2 separate regions of the Homo sapiens genome follow, and region 2 is linked to region 1. The links are chromatin loops, found by intact Hi-C in ENCODE. Cell type or tissue: CD4-positive, alpha-beta T cell. All regions are shown on one strand. Each heading gives the region's core, and the rest is flanking DNA. Links, peaks and the distances in the headings are about the cores only. Region 1 holds the start of ARL6 (ARF like GTPase 6). Region 2 overlaps DCBLD2 (discoidin, CUB and LCCL domain containing 2).

The links. Hi-C counts contacts between places; a loop is a spot of excess contacts. Peaks named below come from ENCODE experiments on the same cell type or tissue, not always from the same donor. Only the 100,000 strongest peaks of a DNase experiment are listed, where the experiment ranks them.
Region 2: it touches region 1 in a loop (3-fold over the local background); 7 of 110 quality-filtered maps call a loop at or near these places.

The regions. Positions count from the first base shown.
Region 1 is chr3:97,763,255-97,766,169 of GRCh38, forward strand. ARL6 (ARF like GTPase 6) reads left to right here and starts at 1,504. Exons shown (of 8, transcript NM_001278293.3): 1 at 1,504-1,723. RefSeq lists enhancers at 835-1,336, 972-1,511, 1,337-1,836, 1,552-1,661. In CD4-positive, alpha-beta T cell, for the core only: no CTCF peak of the experiment used is centred there; DNase peaks (open chromatin) are centred at 1,237 and 1,487; H3K4me3 peaks cover 1,324 bases; H3K27ac peaks cover 1,156 bases.
Region 2 is chr3:98,893,521-98,896,435 of GRCh38, forward strand. All of the region lies in intron 1 of DCBLD2 (discoidin, CUB and LCCL domain containing 2), which reads right to left. Among named protein-coding and RNA genes, the nearest start is that of DCBLD2, 6.7 kb to the right of the region's middle. In CD4-positive, alpha-beta T cell, for the core only: no CTCF peak of the experiment used is centred there; no DNase peak of the experiment used is centred there.

The DNA of each region.
Region 1 (2,915 bases), core at 119-2,618:
GACATTATTTATTGAACAATAAATATGTGCCAAACATCTGTATTTCTGTTATCTTTAATACTCAGAACTACCAGATAAGATAAATACTATATTTTTGAAGGTGAGGATAGAAGCACGGAGAAGGGTAAATTGGGCTAAGACCACACAGTAAGAAAGAATGTATTTCCATACTCCATTTTTACAAGGACATTTATATGTTGATATGCATCCATAGGGTCTTTGTTTTGTTTTTGTCTTTCAACAAGAATCACTAATCCAGAGCCGCTTTTGTTTTTTCGCTGTAAAAATGACAATTACATTTGGAAATTTGGAGAAGTGACAAAAGATAAATCACCCCATAATCACACGCTTACAACCGTCCCCCCTACCATATTACTTTGAAATAATTCCTTCTAGTCTCTTTTTGCACCCTCCTAGTCCATTTAATAGGCCAAATGAATTGACAGGCCAAAGAACAGGCAGTGCAGTAAACATACACTAGCTAGTTGAAAAGGGTCGCGCGGTGGGGGGCAGGGGGTCGGAAATCCTACACCCATGCAAACAAAAAAAATGAAGAGATACAAACCCCTATTTGAAGAATGAGGCCATTCGCTGGGGGTGAGGTTAGTGGAGTTGGGCAGATTGAAAGGCTAGATCTTTAAAATGACTGCATCTGTAATGTGTCCGTTGGAAAACGCAGTAATAAAAGATGTGGGGAAGGGTATGCCTAAATATTTTCTATTTGAAGACCATTTGTGACTATGACTATAAAATCCAAGTGCAATTTAAGAAGGTGGTCAACTTTAAGTATTGACTATTAATACCTTTCCTGACCACCTGCCGATTTGATTCTGGAGACTGTAATCTACTCACAGGAGATTATGCCTGGTAGAAATCTCTTCGGGAGACCACACAACTAAGAAGCAGGGGTACAGGCATACTTTATTAGCCGAATAACACCTTTTGACTTTTTACACCAGTTCTCCCCTCTACCTTCCTGTATTAACAGTTTTACCTCTACAGGGACTCAGGGTGGGAGGCCTATCAGAACCCAGAGAAGAGTCGGTGCGATGGGCAACTGGGGAACTCCGGCGCACATCTTGCCCCAGGGGGGACAGTATCGTCTTGCAGTCGTTGCCACAACGCTACGCTGGTGCCCGGTAACGACACTCTCCGCGCCACACCCAGCGCCAGCCTCTTGGATCCCCAGGAAGACCAGGGCCGAGCGACAAACACGCAGCACACGCGAACGCCAAACGCTTCCCAGAAAGCTGTGCGCGAGCCTACAACTCCCATGATGCTACGCCGGGAACTGCCCGGCTCCTCGCAGGAAATAGGCAGCTCACCCTGCCACCTGTGCACACATTTTTCTTCAATGTATAGTTCCTCGGCGCGCCTCTGACCTTTTCCCGGAGCTCTTCAATCCCAGAAGCTATAGCACAACGGCTGAATCGCCAGGACCCCCGGGGAGGCGTGGCTTCAGGACCGGAAGAAGCTCCTGTTGCCAAGGGAACGGTGCCTGCCAAGGCGCCTGCTCAGCGACTGATGCACAGACTGCTGCAGAGGCTGCCGGTTTTCCCAACTTCTAGAGACGGCTTTGCTCATTACCAGGCATCCTTCCCATGTAGGCATCGAGAAGAAGGCTGAGGGACCCTCGCACCAGATTTCCATCCCGGAGACCGATACGAGTGCGTCCATTCCTGTTGCCAGCTCCTGCGCCCTCCGGACTAACCTCAAAAACCAGGTATCTCCTCAACGCCGGTTTTTAAAGCCAGCGCCACCCTCTGTCCCCGTCAGTTTTAGAATTCCTCTTTGGTCTTTCCCATGTTTTTCACTCCACGCGTGTAGTTGTTGCTAATGTATGAGAAGTAGAAAAGAAGGTGAGTTATAGAGGCCCTAGAAAACTTACTAAACTGGTTTGGACGTATGTTTGGTTGATGGGTTTTAACAATGCTCAACTTAGACCCGTGTATTGGGGGTGTGTGTGTGTGTGTGTGTGTGTGTGTGTGTGTGTGTGTAAGTGTAATTTAAATTATATCATAAAAAACTGAAAGCCGAATAAGAATGTTTATTTGGGGTAATAAAAGTAGGCAACATTTCAATCAACAAACACTTTACAGAGTTTACTAAGTATCATTCGTGGTGTTTTCTCTGGGCTACCACTCTGTCTCTGCAGCTTACCCTCTAAGCTGTTAACTGTGGATAACATCCTAATTCTTCTGGACTTCTCTGGCAATATGTAATCCTTTAGGAAACAGTCTGTCAGACAATAACCAAGAGAATTTGGCTGGTGTGCAAAGAGAGGGTTACAGTAAGATAAGAAACAAGAAAGGAAGATTGGAGCCAGATTGTGGACAACCTTAAAAGCTGTGCTTGGAAGTTTGAAACTACTGGCTTTATTCTGAAAGCCAGTAGTTCTCAATAGTAACTTCACATCAGAAACACTGGGTAGCTTTTAAAACTACAGATGCCCTGATCTTATTTTCAAAAATTCGGATTCAGCAATTGATTTCAGAGTGCAGCCAGGGTTGAGAATCATGGCTATCAGAGTAGGAAGCTGCAGAAAACAGTTGTGTCTCTCGCTGCACACTTAAGACACGATTAACAAATATTGACTGGCTTCAATTATCTTTTATTTATGCATGCAGAAAGTCAACTTATGGAAGGAAAATTATAACTACTTGAAACGTAGAAGTTTAAAGGCTCTATGATAGTTGTTTATAAAGCAATTTCAATAAATGTGATTACCTCTTTTAGAAAAACTGCCTGCTCTTCTAAATTGTGTGTCCCAAAATATTTCATTAACAAGTATCAAGTGATAATCCATGGAAAAGTGATGGAAAGTCACAATACAAGGTACTGTGAAAAACGAATATTCAAGCATCAGGCTTTAAACACTCAGTGCTTTATAGTAGATGCTTAAAGGGGGGAAAATG
Region 2 (2,915 bases), core at 121-2,620, 1.1 Mb after region 1:
TTATTGCAAGGGTTAAAAAATAAATTAACAATTTAACAAATATCTGCTGTGTGCCAGTCACTAAGAAAATATACAGCACAAATGTAGATTACCATTTAGAAAGCTCGTCACTGAAAAAAGCAGAGATACAAGGTACCACAAAGCAATGAAAAAAGAGATATGTAAAAGCCAGTGGCATTTTGAGCATGTTTCCAGATATAAAGTAAAAGTGCCATCAAAGTGTAAAGCATGCCAAAACAAAATTCACATTCCCCAATGTAGCAGTGCTCTGATAAAGAGGAAGAGGACAAGGTTTCAGTCAGGAGGAAGTCATACTGTGCAAGGATTAGGAGCAGGGCAGGAGTTCGGCTGTACAAATCAGCTTTACAAAGTGAGATAGTCTGCTAAGCAGTAATCCCCACTTGGGACTTGATTAGCCAGACCTCATTTGTGGCAGATCTAATCACGATGACCACATGACTTAATCTTGTAACTATGAGCTATCCAGAACCAGAGAAAGCAGAGAATGGGGATTATCACATGGGCCCAAGTTTGGGAACTGTCCAAGATCACGGAAAGAGCATTGTTGAGATGATGGATTTGGGGTGCCTGAGTTGAGAAGAGATAACCAAACCTAGTGACAGACAAATGAACCAGGTGAAAGAGGAAGCACCTGAGGCTAATGTCAGGCCTAACATCGCAGATACAAACTCCTCAGTCTGCCCCTCAATGGGAAGTCCTCCACAATACGTTCCAGCCTCCATTTCTCATTACTTTTCTATTACACCAGATTAGTGAAGCTACCTGAATGCTCCCCAGCAACATCCACTGGCAAGAAAAAGGAGACAGGCAACTACGAGAACAAAAACTAGGGGGACTTTTATAATATTGGAGATGCCTATTGAAGTCAGAAGCTGAAAGCATGCAAAGGAGAAAGTGTGCCCAAATTGCTGGCACTGATTTAGGCTGTCACGGTTGTTAAGGATGACCCATCTGAGGGGAGCAGAGCTTTCTAAGAAGTAGGCATGTCTATTTTCAGAATTTCAGCTTGAAGGATTCCTCTCATAGTCAAGGGTGTGCAGCAAAGGAGTCTTCCTCCTGGGAAGAGGTGGGACTGGGAAAGGCTGGGAAGACTGTTAGGCTCTGAGCAAACAGGTAGTAAGGGTCAAGACATGGCTCTGTTCCCGGCTCCTGAACTGACCACTAATTTACGGGGATTAGGCAAAGGACAACAGCATGAAGTGCATGCCGGTGCCAAGGGATGAACCAAATAATGTGCTCAGGGTAGCAGATTAACTCTAGAAATGGGGTTCTTAATTCACATAATTTGAATGACAGACACTATGATAAGTATTAGAAATAAGAAAATGAATAAAACTCTCTCCGCTGGCAGGAATAAATACTTAGAATACAGTGTGGAATGTATTATCCGGAGATGAGTGTGTGGGGACTGTTCGAGAACTCTTCATAAAGGGATGATACCCAAGAAGGGTTTTGAAGGCTGATCGAGAGTTTACCGAGAAGACAAGGAAAGTAAGAGCATTTCAAGTAGAGGAAACTGCATATATGAAGAGGTTAGTATAGGGAACAAGGCAAAATGGCATGAAATTATATCTTAGAAGAATAAAATTAGCTCAGTCTCATATCTGAACTATACAGTGTGAGAAATGCTGGCATTAGATTAAGTCAGAGTGAAAGGGAGGGACCAGACTGTGAAAAAAATTACTTACATGATACGCAAAGGAGTTTGGACGGTATCTTACAGATGATAAAGGGGCTGCTGGCAACACTATGGAAGTCATTAACACAGCTCCAAGAGGAAAATGCCCCAGCATGTGGTACCATGCCTGGCCCACAGTAACCAACCAACGTTTTTCCAATAACTGGGCAGACACAGGGCATGAGTTCAAGAAGCAAACAGTGGAGCATGACCAGAATGAGTTTTGCTACTCATTCTAAAAGGGTGGGCTTTCACACTCCCACTTTCCTGACTCCCCAGGTTATAATCTTATGATCTTACTCTTCAAATATCTGCTGTTCCTTGTGGACAAGAAACCTACCAAACTTCAAAGCTTACCAATCTAAAACCACTTTATCAGTGAGGCGTCTCCTACTTCTCCAGGAGTTGTGAGCTTTTTCTGCCTTATACAACCTTCTTATAACCTTCCTTGATTATTATTATAGTAGGCGTCTCCTGCTTCTCCAGGAGTGGTGAGTTCTCTCTGCCTTACATAACCTTCTGATATCCTTCCTTGGTTATTATTATATATATTCCAACTTGAATTACTTTCTCAAATAGACTGTAGGTTCTCTGAAGACAATAACAATGTTTTACTCTTCTCTGAATGTCTCAGGACTATACTGAGGTACATGCACACTCTCTTGAGAGTTCACAGTTGGTACCCCTTCATACTGATAGTTCTTAATGAGAGAATGATAAAGAGTGCCAATACCTTCTCTTTGATCCCAGGCAATTCAGTTTTGAAGGCAAGGTTGCACACACCCTACTCAACAAAAGCCTTGCAGGGAATTCTGGGCCACTCTCCTTAAAAAGCAGTTGAGGGAACGTGCATCTTGGGATTCTCCCATAATTCAAGCAGCAAATCAAAGTTTTTCTTTCAATTACACACCCATCAGGGTGCACGTTCAGCTGGTGAATGATGTTTTAGTAGCCCTTGGAAATCATGAGTATCTCATCAGCTTCAGTGGGTACTGCACTGGCACTCATTAGATACTAGTTTATTTGAATATCTGTATTTTCTGTCCTCATAGGTTGTACTAATTTAACCCAAATAATGAACTGAAAAATTAGCCTGATATTTGTTTCTAAACTAACATTTTGAACTGAAATACTTTCTCAAAGATTTTTCTCCAGAATGAAGAATTCAATTAAATACAATAACAGCTCTGAACAATACAGTAATTACTTTATAAAT